Linked DNA regions of Mus musculus: region 2 is linked to region 1. Evidence: chromatin loops called from intact Hi-C (ENCODE). Cell type or tissue: left cerebral cortex. All regions are shown on one strand. Each heading gives the region's core, and the rest is flanking DNA. Links, peaks and the distances in the headings are about the cores only.

Evidence for each region. A loop is a pair of places that touch in the nucleus more often than their neighbours do. Peaks named below come from ENCODE experiments on the same cell type or tissue, not always from the same donor. Only the 100,000 strongest peaks of a DNase experiment are listed, where the experiment ranks them.
Region 2: a loop joins it to region 1, with 12 times the contacts of the local background. A loop is called at or near these places in 4 of 42 quality-filtered maps.

Annotation. Positions count from the first base shown.
Region 1 is chr7:61,608,806-61,617,375 of GRCm38, forward strand. B230209E15Rik (RIKEN cDNA B230209E15 gene) reads right to left here and starts at 6,522. Exons shown (of 5, transcript NR_045727.1): 1 at 6,355-6,522. In left cerebral cortex, for the core only: no CTCF peak of the experiment used is centred there; DNase peaks (open chromatin) are centred at 4,366, 4,817 and 6,601; H3K4me3 peaks cover 3,312 bases; H3K27ac peaks cover 3,386 bases.
Region 2 is chr7:61,679,395-61,687,964 of GRCm38, forward strand. Mir344d-1 (microRNA 344d-1) reads right to left here and starts at 3,798; the gene lies at 3,730-3,798. Mir344d-2 (microRNA 344d-2) reads right to left here and starts at 5,957; the gene lies at 5,878-5,957. In left cerebral cortex, for the core only: no CTCF peak of the experiment used is centred there; DNase peaks (open chromatin) are centred at 3,798, 5,796 and 6,137; H3K27ac peaks cover 1,896 bases.

The sequences.
Region 1 (8,570 bases), core at 2,198-7,197:
ATCACTATTTAATTCATTCTCTGAAGCCACAATTACTCTGATACCAAATCCAAACAAAGACCCACAAAAAATAGAACTTCACACCAATTTCCCTGATATCAATGTAAAAATACTCAATAAAATATTCACTTGTGAATATCATATGCCCCAGTACAGGGGAATGCCAAGGCCAGAAAGCAGGAGTGGGTGAGTTGGGGAACAGGGCAGGGGGGAGTGTTTAGGGGGATTTTGGGGATAGCATTTAAAATGTACATGAAGAAAATATCTAATACATATATTCACAAAAGAAATCCAAGAACACATCAAAATAATCATCCATCATGATAAATATGCTTCATCCCAGAAATGCAGAGATGGTTCAGTGTATGGAAATCCATCAACATAGTCCACTATATAAACAAACTCAAAGAAATAAATCACATGAGCTTCTCATTACGATGCAGAAAAAAAATTAACAAAATTCAACACTCCTTCATGGTAAAAGTCTTGGGAAGAACAGGGATTCAAGGCACATACTGAAACATAATAAAAGCAAACCCATAGCCAATATCAAACTAAATGGAGAGGAACTTAAAGCAATCACACTATAATCAGGAACTAGACAAGGCTGCCCACTCTCTCCCTATCAATTCCATATAGTACTAGATGCCCTAGGCAGAGCAACTAGACAACAAAAGAAAATTGAATGGATACAGATTAGAAAGGAAGAAGTAAAAATATCACTATTTGCAGAGGATAGGATAGTATAATTAAGTGACCCCAAAAGTTTTACCAGTGAACTCCTACACCTGATAAACAACTTCAGCAAAATGGCTGGATATAAAATTAATTCAAACAAACCAGTAGCCCTCTTTTACTAAAAGGATAAACAGGATGAGAAAGATGTTGGTGAAATGACACCCTTCACAATAGTAAAAACAAAGTAAAACAAAGTAAAATATCTTGGTGTGACTGTAACCAAACAAGTGAAAAACCTATACTTCAAGAACGTCAAGTCTCTGAAGAAACATCTAAGAATATTTCAGAAGATCAAAAGATCTCCCATGCTCATGGATTGGCAGGATAAATATAGTAAAACATGGCCATCTTGCCAAAAGCAATCTACAGATTCAATGCAATCCCTATCAAAATTCCAACTCAATTCTTCATAGAGTGAAATAGATAAATTTTAAAATTCATTTGGAATAACAAAAAACCCAGGATGGTGAAATCCATTCTCAACAATAAAAGAACTGTAGGAATCACCAGTCCTAACCTCAACCTGTGTTATAGAGCAATGGTGATTAAAACCAGCATAACATTGGTACAGAGGCAGGCAGGCAAAACAATGGAATAGAAATGAAGGCCCAGAAATGAACCCACACACCCTTGGTCACTTGATCTTTGACAGTGGAACTAAAACCATCCAGTGTAAAAAAGACAGCATTTTCAACAAATGGTGCTGATTAAACTGTCAGTCATCATGCAGAAGAATGCATATTGAGCCATTCTTAACTCCTTGTACAAAGCACAAGTTCAAATGAATCAATGACTTTCCCATAAAACCAGATACACTGAAACTTAAAGTAGAGAAAGCAGGAAAGAACCTTGAACACATTGGCAAAGAGGAAATTTTCCTCAACAGAAATCGAATGGCTCATGTTCTAAGGTCAAGTTTTGACAAATGGGATCTCATAAAATTGAAAAGTTTCTATAATGAATAGGACACTATCAGTAGGACAAAACTTAAACCTATAAATTGGCAAAACATCTTTACCAACTCTACATCCAATTGAGGAATAATACCATTCATTCATATATATATATATGGATTATACTTAATTATACTAATTATACTATCCTATCCTCTGCAAATAGTGATATTTTTACTTCTTCCTTTCTAATCTGTATCCATTCAATTTTCTTTTGTTGTCTAGTTGCTCTGCCTAGGGCATCTAGTACTATATGGAATTGATAGGGAGAGAGTGGGCAGCCTTGTCTAGTTCCTGATATATATATCAAGAACTTAGATTTTGAGAACCAAATAACCCCATGAAAAATGGGATATAGAGCCAAAGAATTTTCAACTGAGGAGTATGAAAAGCCTGAAAAGGACTTAAACAAATTTTCAACATCCTTAATTGTCAGGAAAATGAAAATAAAAATGACCCTGACATTCCACCTCACAACAGTCAGACTGCTTAAAATCAAACACTCATGTGAAACAGATGTTGACAAGAATGTGGAGAAAGATGAACACCCCATTGTTGGTGGGATTTCAAGCTGGTACAACCACTCTGGAAAACACTCTGGAAGTCCCTCAGAAAATTTGAAATGGTTCTACCTGAGGATCCAGATATACCATTCCTGAGAATATACGCAAAAGATTCTCCAACATACAAGGACATGTGCTCCATTATGTATATTGCAGACTTAATTATAATAGCCAGAAATCGGAAAGAACATAGATGTCCCTCAACTGAAAAATGGATACTGAAAATGTGGCACATTTACACAATGGGCTGCTACTACTCAGCTATTAAAAACAATGACTCTATGACACAACTAGAAAATATCATCGAGTGAGGTAAACCAGGCAAAAAGATCACATATGATATATTCTCGAGGATAAGTGGATATTAGCCCAAAAGCTCTTAATACCTACTCTACAACTCACAGACCAAAGGAAGCTCTGGACAAAGGAAGGCCTACGTGTGCATGCTTCAGTCATATTTGGAAGAGGGAACAAAATAATTACAGGAAGTAGAGGAAGGGAGGGATCTGGAGGATGAGATTAGGGGGAGGATAAAAGTGGGGCAGGAACATGTATGAAAGGAGACATGGGAGAAGTATTAGGGTCAGGAAATTGAAGGGAGGTGTGTAGCAGTGAGAGATGGGGAACTGAATATGGCCACTACCAAGTCCCAGATAGCAGGAAGGGAAGAGTTTTCCAGGACGAATGGGGTTGGCATTAGCTAAAATGGCCAACACATGAAACTCAGAACCTATAGAGACCTAAACCAGTGGATAGGCACTCACTGCTCCCAGTTGAGGGATGACGCAATCCACCTATCTCAATTATGTTCATCCACAATTGTTCCTGTCTAAAGAAAATACAGGGACTGGATGCAGCTGAGACTGATGGAAAGGTCTTCCAATGACTGCACTACCAAGGGATTAATTCCATCTGCAGACACCAAACCCAGATACTATTGCTGATTCCAAGAAGCATTTCCTGACAGGAGCCTAGTAGAGTGGTCCCCATACAAGCTCTGCCAGAACCTAACATATACACATGCTGATGCTCTCAGCCAGTCATCATCAGAGTGAGGATGAGGACCCAAAGTGAAGAGGGAGGACTGAAGGAGCTGATGGGGAATGCAACCCCCGTATGAAGAACAACAATATCAACAAACAGGACCCCCAGATCTCACACGGACTAAACCAGTTCATAAGAATAGAGGAGGAGGGTCTCCATGGCTCCAGCCCCAGATATAGCAAAGGATTTCCTTATCTGGCACCAAAGGGAGGGGAGGCCCTTTGTCCTGTAGTGGCTCAATGCCCCAGCATAGGTGGATGCTAGGTAATTGAGGTGGGAGTGGTGAGTGGGTGGGTGGTTCACCCTTATAGTGATAGGGTAAGGGGAGATGGTATAGGGTACTTGTAGAGGGGAAAGAGTGAAGTGGAAAAACATTTGTAATGTAAAAAATAAAATTACCAATAAAAGCAGAGAAGGAATGAAGGAAAGAATGAACCTGTACATGCATACATACAGATAATAGGTAAGTGATAATAATTAAATTAAAACAAGAACCATATTTGAAAAGGAGAAAACATATTAGTGGCGATGAGACAGAAAGCAGAATTGGTAAATAAAACTGTGTTATACTCTCAAAATTAGAGAATTTTAAAAATTCATTTCCAACAGGTAGAGGTACAAGTAATGTCTAACCCCCCAACTAACATTAAAACATGTCAAAATAGAAATTTATCAAGGTTCTTTCTAGGTAACTGGTGAGTTTATTGGGAAACTTACAGAGCCTTTTTGATTAGTTATTTTCAGAGCTGTGTGTCCTCAGAAAAATGGCTTCCCAGAAAATCATTTCCCAGTAAGGATGATGACTCTTTTATGAATAATATGACAGAGCAAATCTCCCATACTCTTCCTTGGCCTGTACATTCTAGTCTTTTACAAGTTTACATTCAGCAAGAGTAGATTTGCCTACAATAAATCAAATCATCTAAGCATGTGGATACTAGAGTGAGGACTTCCTCCCCTTTCCTGTCCTTAATGAGTGGATATAAACAAAATGAAAGCCCAGCTAGGATATCTATTTATCAGGTGGCACAGATGATTAACCAAGCTTTTTGCTATTTGTCTTGGAATATAGGACAAGACAGCACCTCGATATATTCATCTTCTCTTGCTTCCTCTCTAGCTCCCTCTTTTCTCAAGAGACTTCCAGATTTAGATACTGTTATATAAATGACTCATGATTTTCTCACTAGAGTATTTTAATGGATGATGAAGCACTTTTTCCATAGAACTGACTGTGGTAAAGCCTTATTGAAAAATTGTTGGATTGTTTTGAGTACGAAGCAAAGGGTTAGCAAATGATGAAAATTTGGAAATGGACATCTGAATTAACAGACACAGAATATAGCAATAGCATCTGAGAATAAACACAAATGTAGGGGATTTTACCCGGTACTAAATTTAACCAATCACTACCAGCTGACTCTTCACTGGGGAGTATGGCTTCTTTTTCACAAGTATTTGTATAAGGAACCTACAAAAACCACAAAGATTCTTGCCTCCACAAGGGTGGACATTTAATCAAGTAAGACCTTTGGTTCTATGTAAAACCCTCATGCCTTTATTGAAGTTAATGGCCAATCCACATTGACTAACACTTTGTACTGTGAAACAAGCAAAATTCACAAGTGACTAGGATTTGATCTTTCTTATCACACTCATCCTTAGTGGTACCTACAGTGGATATGTGAGCTACCTCACAGAGAGAGGATATTTTTTGACGATTCCTATATTTATGAATCTGAGCCCCATTTTCAAAACAATCTGCATCATAAGAAAGAGAACTTCCTTTTCATTCAGACTTGGAATGTAACCTATAGATGTTTTAACAAATTTTATTGTTTTAGAATATTTTCTCAAAGGAATCTGAGGACAAATTATTATGAAGGCAACCCATTTCTATCAATGTCATTCACGTTTTAAAATATTAGGATTCTTAAATGAGCCCCCAAATCCATTAAATCCTCAAGGTTTAGCATTGTGTTTGATACATAGGAGCAAAAAGAATACAAGTGATGAACAGAACAATAAGAACCCTATAGTTAACTATATAGTTCCCAGGACAATAGAGATGATAAATTTGGAAAAAAATGATAATAACATTTTCTGTTCTAAACAAATGTTAGGAAGTTCAACACTGATGAATTACCAACAATAAATATAAGCCGGATATAATAGAGCATGATATATTCAATATATTATCATAAATTGATTCTTCCACATAACAATATTTAGATAAAATCAAATGCAATTGGGGATTTTTGATTATCCACAAGTACAGAAACGTGGCTGTTATAAAATTACTACAGAACACACAATAGCCACAGGATAATATGAAATAAAATAATGAAATAATGTTCCATGATAATAAATATTAATTAAGAGCCAGCAATATAACTAAACTCACATACTATAACTCATGGAAAATGGGTGGTGTTTAGAAACCTTAGTAAGGTAAGATTCAAACTCAAAGAAAAAGAACAGAAATTTTGGTATAATAACCTTTTTCATTGGATTATATGCAAACTCTTTGCTTTGTTTGTCTTTAAAGAATGGAGTATGCAGATATGTAAGAATGAATATAGAACTATGTTTTATCCCAACAATAAGAACTTATACTTGATGTTAGAATTTGAATTTAAAGTAATATAAAATACCTGAGACCTTTGATGTTTGCAAGATGATAACAAAGGAGAATTGCAGTGAAAGGGTTTTAGTACTCTCAGAGGACAGTAGCATACTAGGTAATGGGATGTCAGGAAATATTCCAGAATGTCTCATGGTTAAAATTGAGAACTATTGTTCTGCTATAAAAATCCTTTACAGTTCTGGTACCCAAAAACAGATTAAGGAGCAACACAGTTTCTGTCTCTTTCAGATACTGAAGGCTGATGTAATATACTATCCTTGCAAATGAAGCACAGCTCCAAGTCAGAGTCCTGAATGATAGATCTTAAAATTGAAACAATGACCAGAGGCAAGAACAAGTACCTTGTACAGAAAATAGGAGCAGTTTTATTCAGAGCAGGGATGTGAAGAATCAAAGCAAGTTAGCTCACCATGCTGACTTTCTATTTGCCTTTTCATCTGCAGGTTTCCAGAGCACTCCTCCTTCTCTGAGAAGCAGTTTATAGTCAATCTTTGACAGGATCCTTGCACAGGCTGAGAGCTAGACATTAACCAGGAGCATTACTGAATTTTTTTTTATGTGAATAGATTTCTAAAGCTGTGGTTGACTCAGACTGGCTGAGTATATGTAGGAAAATAGAGAAAAGATTTGGGACCAATCAGAAGAGAGATCTCAAAAATGATAAAGAAAGCAAAAGCTGCTTGTTACCATGGAGATTTCTCCATCAAACCTCCTCCATCCCTTCTCTTCACTCCCTGCCTGTTGCATCAGGAATAAAAATAAAGATGAAATAGGAGAATGAACAAAATATTATGTAATTATTCTTTGATTTCTGGCAATATTATAAACAGAGGAAACTGTCCAGTAATGCCTGTGCCTTTGAACCTGTATGTGCCTGATGGTACCTATACTAAAGCCTCCATTTGTATATAGAGAATTATGCTTGTAATTATAGGCTGCCAAATACATTCCAGGGCTGAACCATTCCTGTGCTAATATCCTGAGGAGCTATGCTTATTGGGAAATTTATCACACTAATTCATATATTTATGCACATTACAACTTACAAACAGTGAACTTGAATTAACTGAAGGCATATTGGTGTCCAGTTTCATAAAGCTACTTACCACATAATATGCCATGCTTAAATTATAATAATGCTCAAGAAATATTAAGAGCAGTTTATTTCAGAAAATAAGGTTCCAAAATGTAGGCATACTACAATAATTTTTTGTGTGTGAATACATGTGTGATATTTTATGCACAGAATCGCATTCTGTCTATGGGTATGGAGTCTATATGAAAACTTATAGTATTGTTATTAAGGTGACATTATTTTCTAAATATTTAACTCAATATTCATATGTCATATAATGTGCTAAAATGCAAGTTATAATACATTAGGGTTACCCACAATATCTCTAACTAATAATCCACAGCCACTTAATGAGATTTCTTTTACTACAAACTAAGCCCATTTAGCACTTTTGATATATGCTCAGATCTAGAGAGATGCATGAGTAACCTCTGATGCTAATCTTCCATGAAAAATATTACTTTCACTTGGCAATCAGTACATCTAATGCCAACTGCGACTCCAATTTTCTTCCATCCCCACACTGATGCCTTTCTCTAAAGTTATCCTCAAGTCTCAACTTTAGATTTTGCATACTTGAGAGAAAATTTAGGAGATACAACCGGATTAGTGTTGTTATCCTGTGAGCAACACATGTAGCTGAAGAAAAGTGACACAGAAGACTGTCTTAGCCTCAGCAAGCACTTCTTGACATCAACAATACTGACTAGGATTGGTGGCTGTATATGGGATGACTCCCCAAATGGGGCAGTCTCTGGATGGTCTTTCCTTAAATCTCTGCTCCATTCATTGTGCTTGCATTTCCTTTAGGCAGGAGCCATTCTGGGCTAAATTTTTTTTTTTTTCTGAAGACAGGCTAGCCTACATCCTTCAACTGACGGCCATGCCTAACCTCTCCTTATGGTCTCTACAGGTTTTCCCTCTCCTTTGTTGGGTATTTAGATTAAAGTCATTCCCATCAGGTCCTGGTTTCCTCTTGTTTTCCTGGCATTTGGGACTATCTGTTGGCCATCCCCAATTTCCTATTCCCCATTGCTATACACCTCTGTTCAATTTCCTGACACTCTATATCTCTCGTGTATCTCCTCCCACAACTGATTCTGTCACCCCTTTTTTCTCTATTGCCCCTCTCTTCCGCTCAAGTCCCTCCTTCACTCTATCTCCTGTGATTAGTAGGGCTGAAGCATCCACATTATGTGCTTCCTTCTTCTTGAACTTCATATTGTCTGTAAGTTGTATTGTGGGCATGCCGAGCTTTTATCCTAATATTCACTTATCACTGGATAACATGTGTCCTCTTTTATGATTGGGTTACCTCACTCTGGATGATATTTTCTTGTTCCACCCATTTGACTGTGAATGTTGTGAAGTAGTTTTTAATAGCTGTGTAGTACTACATTCTGTAAATGTACCACATTTTCTGTAACCATTACTCTGTTGAGGGTCACCCGGGTTGTTTCCAGCTTCTGGCTAAAATAAATAAGGCTGTTAGGAACACAGTGCAGCATGTGTCCTTGTTATATGCTGGAGCATTTTTGGGTATATTCTCA
Region 2 (8,570 bases), core at 1,269-6,268, 70 kb after region 1:
GGGATCCATCCCAAACCTTTATATTATTGTAGTTGCTGGAAAGTACTTTCTGACTTGAACCTAATATGGCTATCTCCTGAGCAGCTTTCCCAGAGCCTGACAAATACAGAGGTGGATGCTTGCAGCTAACCGTTGGACCAAGAGAAGATCCTTAATGGAGGAGAGGCAGAATGGAATGAAGGAGCTGTAGTCATTTGCAACCCCATGGGGGGAGCAACAGTGTCAGCTAGCTCATACCCCCAAAGCAACAGGGGACTGGACCACCAATCAAAGAATACACATGTAGGGACCCAGGGCTGTGAATGTATATGTGGCAGAGGATAGCCTTGTTGTACATCAGTAAGAGGAGCAGAACTAGGGTGTGAGGGAGTTAGATGCTCCAGTATAGGGAAATGCCAGGGTGTAAAGTTGACAGTGGGTGGGTGGTTACATGAGGGATCACCCCCAGAGAGTCAGGGGAGGGGAAATGGGATTGGTGGTTTCTGAAGTGGAGAACTGGAATGGGGATAATATTTAAAATGTAAATAAGAAAAAAGCCAATAAAAGGGGGGAAAAGTCCTAGAATATAGACAGCAGCCTGACTGGTAAAATCTACCCTTGCAGACAAATTTATTTGCTCTACTTCTTCTAACTGATTGAGAATGAACATTCAAATTGAGAATGGAAACAGATCCAATCAGGAGAGAGATCTCAAACCTAGGCACGGACATCAAAACCTGCTGTAATATTGGAGGTCTCCATCAGTGCTGCTGATTCATTTCCAACCCCCTTCCTCCCTGAGTTTCCCTATGGAAGTAGAAAATTTGAAAGTGAATGGCAGAAAAACTGTTTTTAACTTCTTCTATCTACAGTGACCAAAAGAAAAACAAGTCAATGAAATCTTGGAGCTGTTCTTATTTCTGGCTTCTTTTGCCTAGATTCAAGCCAGTTACCAAATAGGTTCTGTTTCTTTTTGAACCAAAAAGACTGTTACTTTTATTATGCAAATTTTGCTGCCTCTGACTAATAGCAGGATTTCTGTGTCTTCTTCACCAATTGCTTCTGTTGTAAACTATGGTTATAGAATATCCTAGAAAATATTATCTAATACTGTAATAATAATAGAGTTATTAGAATTATAGTGCCATGTTCTGCCCATGCAATTCTCCAAGCATACTCAGTTTGCATGAAATACTGGAGTGTCTCATACAATTCCACAATATTTGGTGGAATTTAGTGCTGAAAACAATATTTATATGATGTGAATATTCACAAAAGAGCATGGTGTATTTGGAACAATCAACGTGATGTGGTTGTAAAGGTGCCATTATATTTTCTGATATATATATATAGTTATAAGGTGTTTAAGACTGTCAGGAATATCTTCACCACAATAGATCAGTTTCATAAATGTCCAGATTATATCACAAAGAATAGGTCTTTAAAGACAGAATACAAATAAGCAGAAAATCATAGGTCTAAGAGGTAACCACTAGTAAAAGGTCACGGGGAATATAACTGCCCACTTTCTTCTTTTACATACTGTAATACCAAGGTGTGGATAATCAAAGTATAATATAGTGATTTCCATAAGGGGTCAAGATCCCCTGAACTGTTATTTAGCAAAAAATTGACTTGGAAAAATGACCACCTAGACAATCTAGTAAATTAAAACAATAATAACAGTATAAATTGTGGTTATATCTATAAATGCTTCTTGCCTTTAATGCCAACAGGTAACCATCATCACTGTCTGAAGAGTAATTTGATTCTGGATAATGTATGATCTACCGTCAGATTTTTCAGAGGTTTCATGGTGGTTAGTTGAGGATATTTGCTGCCACAGGAATTCTCACAGGACCTGAACAAAAGATCTGAAGATGTCAGACATCCCCTAGACTCTGTCATAAGCTGAAGCTTGAATATTGTATCTTCTTTGCAGAAGAAACAAACGTTCATGACTGAGAAAAGTAAGTCACACTTCAAATCAGATACCTGAATTTCCCATAGGTTGACAGCTACTATACGAAACATAGAGCTAAGCAATCAGTGCATGGAAGCTCTGAAATAAACAACCACAGGCTTTGAAGATTTTCACTGGCTCTGTCTGCTGACAGTGACAACACTCTCCCTTCTCTTTAGCACCTTTCAGTCTGGCAGTGGTTATATCCAGGACAAGGTAAGTCCTGGAGTATAGCCAGCAGCCTAACTGATGAAATCTTCCCCTGCAGACAAATTTATTTGTTCTCTTTGCCTCTGATTGATGGAGAATGTGTATTCAAATGGAGAATGAAATCAGATCCAATCAGGAGAGAGATCTCATATGTAGACATGGGCATCCAATCCTGCTGCAACACTGGAGATCTCCATCAGTCCTGCTGATTCATACCTCAACACTTTCACCATGGATTCTCAAAAGGAATTAGAAAAACCGAAAATGGATGGAGAAAAAAGCTGGTTTTACATTCTTCTCTCTACACAACCAACAGAAATACAAGTTAGTGGAATGTTAAGGGTGTTCTGATTTCTGGCTGCTTCTGCTTAGATGTAAGCTCTTTGCCAAGGTTCTTCTGCTTCTTTTAAGGCCTTTCTGACTGCGATTATTATCTTGCAAATTTTGTGTGGCCTGCTAAATATTGATGTGCCTGCATCTCCCTTGGAAATTGCTTCTGTTGTATATTCATGTTTTAGATTTTCCCAGTACAATAATGTTTTATAGGGTATCTTCAAAGAGGTTTTGGAATACAACGTTCAATATTCAGCCCATACCCTGCTCCCCAAGTATTCAGTTTGCAAGAAACACTGGAGTGTTTCAAAAACCTGAAAAATATTAATAGAAATTCAGTGTTGAAAACAAGTTTTAATGCTTTGATTATCCAAAACAAAACATTGTGTGTACAAATATAAATATGTGTTTTGAAAAATACCATGGCATTTTTAATGCATGTACAGATTAATGTGATTTTTTTATTGTCATGAATGTATAAATCAAAATAATAAAGTTTCATGAATATCTACACTATATGACAGAGACCTGACCTCTAAACACAGAATTAAAATAACATGAAAACTTAGGACTCGAGTTATCCACAAGTACAAGATAACAATAAAAATACTGCATCCATTTCTTCCTGTATGTCATGTTTTATCCAGTTGGAGATGATCTGGACATGATCTATTGATTTCTGTAAAGGGCTTATGATTTTATCGAGCTCTGAGGTAGCAAAGAATTGACCTGGAAGAAAAACATCCTAGAGAATCTAGTAAAGGATAAGAATAATAAGAAAACAAACAATAGTTGTCTTGTTGAAGGTCTGTGGCCATTACAGGTAACATGCTACTAGCAGCACAGACCCAATACTGCTTGGATTCGAGGAATGGTAGTATGTTTGCTGGTTAGTTACATCTGAGTTTACTTAGAATCTAAGTTGGCATGTTGAGGACATTTGCTGCCATAGCAGTCTTCACAGTGGCTAATTTAAGAATATAAAAATTTCCAAAAATTCCTAGTCTCTGACACAAGCTGAAGCTTGGATCTTGTATCTTCTTTGCAGAAGACATATCCTAGCACGACTGAGAAAAGTAAGTCAATCTCCAAATCTGAATTTTGCATAGACTGACAGCTACTATACAAAACAAGGACCATAGCAAACAGTGCATGGAGACTCTGAAATAAACAAGCACAGGCTTTGAAGATTTCCACTGGCTCTGTCTGCTGACAGTAACAACACTCTCCCTTCTCTTTAGCACCTTTCAGTCTGGCAGTGGTTATATCCAGGACCAGATAAGTCCTGGTGTATAGCCAGCAGCCTGACTGATGAAATCTTCCCCTGCAGACAAATTTATTTGCTCTCCTTGCTTCTGATTGATGGAGAATGTGTATTCAAATAGAGAATGATATCAGACCCAATCAGGAGAGAGATCTCATTTCTAGGCATGAACATCAAATGCTGCTGTAACCTTGGAGATCTCCATCCATGCTGCTGATTCATAGCTCAAGCACATCACCCTGGTTTCCCCAAAGAAAGCAGAAAAATGGATAGTGGATGGCAGACAAACCTTCTCTCTACACAAACCAACAGAAATACAAGATAGTGGAACGTTAAGTATGTTCTGATTTTTGGATTCATCTGCCTAAATTTAAGCTCTTTGTGGGAGTTCCCCTGCTTTTTTCAAGCCTTTCTGACTGTTTATTATCTTGAAATTTTGCTGCCTGCTGAATAATCGTGATGTGCCTGTATCTTCTTCCCCTATTGCTTCTGTTTTATGTTCTGATTGTAACCTTTCCTAGTACAATAATGTTTAATAGTGTATTCTCAGAGAGGATTTGGAATCCTAACTTCAATATTCTGCCCATACTATGCTTCCTAAATACTCAATTTTCATGAAATGCTCAAGTGTCTCAAAAAATCTGAACAATATTAAATGAAATTCAGTGTTGAAAACAATATTTATATGCTGTGATTATGTAAAACAAAACATTGTGTGTAGGAAAATATAATGTGTAGTTTGAAAGAAGACATGCCATTTTCTGATGCATATAGAGATTAATGTGATTTCTACTGTCAGGAATATATTATTCAAAATAATACTGGTTCATGAATATCCAGAATATATAACAGAGGCCTGCTCTCTAAAATCAGAATGAAAATAATTAGAAATCTTAGGACTCAAGATATCTACGAGTACAAGATCACAATGAAAATTACTGTATCCATTTCTTCCTTTATATTGCGTTTTAACCAGCTGGAGATGATCTGGACATGATCTATTGATTTCTGTAAAGGGTTCCGGATTCTAAAGAGCTGTTATATAGCAAAGAACTGATGTGGAAGAATATCAGCCAAGAAAATCTAGTAAAGGACAAGAGCAATAACAAAATAACAAAATAAACAACTGTCTCTTTTTTCCCCCACCCGGCAACTGTCTCTTATATATATATAGAGAGAGAGTATTAAGTGTAATCTAGAGTTGAAAACATTGTTCATGGACTGTAGATAATCAAAACCATATGTAAAGTGAAGTAAAAATTAAAGTGTGCTCATGAAGAGGACAGAGATTATTTTGATGTACATACAATTGTAATTCGTTTACTACTGTAAAGATTATCTGAAAAAAAAAGTAATACATTTCAGAAATGTCAAGGATATACAACAGTGACCTGGACTCTTAAGACAGATTCGAAATAACAGAAAAAAAATATAGGTCTCAAAGGAGTCACTAGTACAAGTTCCCCATGAAAATTTCTGTGCTCATTTCATTTCTATAGTGTATATAATACCAAGGTGGAGATCTTCAGGAGATGGATGATATATTGATTTCCCTAAAGGACCCATGACTCTCTTGAACATATAGTTAGTAATGAAGTGGCTTGGAAGAACATACATGCTCAAGATTCTAGTATATTAAATATAAAATAACACTATAAACAATGTTTCAATTGTTGAATATTCATACCATAAATAAAAACCTGCTGCCAGAATCACTGCCCTAAGGATGCTTAGTTCCTGAGTAAGGTAGTATCTGTGTCTATTAGTTACATCAAGATTTTTCAGAGACTCCATGGTGGTATGTAGCAGGCATTTGCTTCCACAGCACTTCTCACAGTGTCTAACCTAAGTTTGTGAAAATGTGAAAATTTTTCTTAGTCTCTGTCACAAGCTGAGATTGAATCTTGTATCTTCTTTGCAGAAGACATATTCCAGCATGACTGAGAAAAGTGTGTCATTCTCCAAATCTCCCATAGAGATTCTCCGAATCTCCCATAGAGCGACAGCTACAATACAAAACGACCAAAGCAATCAGTGCATTGAGGCTCTGAAATAAACAAGCACAGGCTTTGATGATTTCACTGGCGCTGTCTGCTGACAGTGACACAAGCACTCTCCCTTCTCTTTAGCACCATTCAGTCTGGCAGTGGTTATATCCAGGACCAGATAAGTCCTGGAATATAGCCAGCAACCAGACTAATGAAATCTTCCCTGGCAGACAAATTTATTTGCTCTCCTTGCTTCTGATTGATTGAGAATGTGTATTCAAATAGAGAATTGAATCAGATCCAATCAGGAGAGAAATCCCATATGTAGACATGGACATCAAGTCCTGCTGAATACTTGGAGCTCTCCGTCAGTGCTGATTCATACCTCACTGGCTCCTCTCTGGCTTCCTGGAAGGAAGCAGGGCTATTAAAAGCAGAGGGTAAAAAATGTTTTAAACATATTCATTCTACACTGACAAACATAAAAAAAAGTCACTGTGACTTTGGAAATCTTCCTATTTCTGGCTCCTTCTTCCTAGCTTTAAGTTATTTGCCAGAGATTCTCAGTTTCCTTTTCACCTGACTGTCTATCTTACAATTTTTTGCTGCCTGCTCACCCATTGTGATGTGCCTTTGTTTCCTTATCCAAATTATCTGTTGTATGCTCAGTGCATGGCTGTTCCTTGATAATTTAATGTTTATATTATATTTTCATGCTTCCACAAAGAGTTATTTTAATACTAAATTTAGTATTCTGCCCATGCCCTACTCCACCTGTACTCAGTTTGTATGAAATGCTGCAGTGTCACATAAATCTGAAAAATATTTCATTCAACTCAATTTTCAAAACTGTGTTAATATGCTGTGGTTATTGACACTCAAATATGGTATATGTGGAACTTTTAATGTGTGGATTTTCTATTCTATTTTTTTTTATTTTCATAGGCTATTTTCTTAACTTATTGGTTATCCTCCATTCCCCTTTTTTCACACAGTAACCCCTTCTCCAATACTCCACCCCTCTGTTTCTATGAGGGTGTTCTCCCACCCACCCATCAAAAATCCACCTCCCTGCATTTACATTCCCATATACTGAGGCATTGAGTCTTTTCAGGGCCAAGGTATTCTTCCCCTATTGATGCCTGACAAGACCATCCTTTGCTACATATGAGCCATGGGTCCCTACATGTATACTCTTTGGTGGGTGGTTTAGTACCTGGGAGCTCTGGAGCAGTTTGGTTGGTTGATATTGTTGTTCTTCCTATGGGGTTTCAATTCCTTAATGTGTGGTTTTAAAGAGGTCAGGGAATTTTCTGACACATATAAAGCTCTAATGTGATTTCTACTGTCAGGAATACATTAATCTAAGCAATACAGTATCAGAAATATCCAGGATATATAACAGAGACCTGATCTCTAAAGACAGAAAGAAAATAGCATTAAATCTTAAGACTCACAGTATCCTTCAGTAAAAGGTCACAATGAAAATTCCTGTGTCCATTTCTTTCTTTACATGATAAAATACTAAGTTGGCTATGATCAGAACATGATATATTGATTTCCCTGAAGAGCTCATGACTCTACTGAGTCATTAAGTAGCAAAAGACTGACCTGGAAGAAAAGCTGGCTAGGTAATCTAGTAAACTACAAGAATAATAACAGAATAAACAATGGTTTTATTGTTGAGTGTCATTGGTCATTAATGGTAGCATGCTACTGTCGTCACTGTCCCAAGGCTGCTTGAACTCTGGGTATGGTAGGATCTGTGTCTGTTAGTTACCTCTGATTTTTCTTAGACTACAAGGTAGGATGTTGAGGACGTTTGTTGTCATTGCAGTTCTCACAGTGGTTGATCTAAGGATATAAAAATATCAGAAAATCCATAGTCCTGTGTCACAAGCTGAAGCTTGAATCTTTTATCTTCTTTGCAGAAGGCATGACAAGACAAAGAAGTGACACTCAAAATCAGAGGCCTGAAATTCTATACAAAACAAGGATCTAAAGAATCAGAGCAGGAACTCTCTGAAATAATCAAGCACAGTCTTAGCACCTTTCTGCTCTCTCTGTTGCTGACATTGGCCCAAGTACCCATCTCTTTAACATGATTCAGTGTGGTTTTGGCTATATCTAGGACCAGATGAGGCCTGAAGTATATAGCCAGCAGGTTATCTGTCAAGTGTTCACCTGCAGACAACCTTTCTGTTGTTTTCCACACTTCTGATTGATTGAGAATGTGGATTCAAATAGAGAGTGGAATCAGATTCAATCAGCAGAGAGATCTCAGATCTAGGCATGGACATCAAATCCTGCAGTAACTTTAAAGATCCATTAGGTGATGCTGATTCATCTCTTGGCACCCTCCTTCATGTGTTTCCTTATGAAAGCAGAAAAATAGAAAGTGGGTGGCAGGAAAAGCTGTTTTTACAATCTTCTCACTATATTAACCCACAGAAAAATTATTCAGTGGAAACTTGGAGTGTTCATAGTTCTAGCTCCTTCTACCTAGATCCTACAAGTTTGCCTGATTTACTCTCTTTCATTTTGAGCCTTTCTGACTCTGAAAATTATCTTGCAATTTTTGCTGCATGCTGACTAATTGTGATGTGCCTGCATATCCCTCAAAATTACTTCTGTTGTATGTTCTGAGTGAAGCCTTTCCTATTACAATAATTTTAATCGTGTAACATCAAAGAGTTTTTGGAACACTAAAGGCAATATTATTACCATACTCTACTCCAGAAGTACATGGTTTGAATATGACACTGGAGTGTCTCATGAATATGCACAATATTAAGTGGCATTCAGAGTCAGAAACTATACACACACACACACA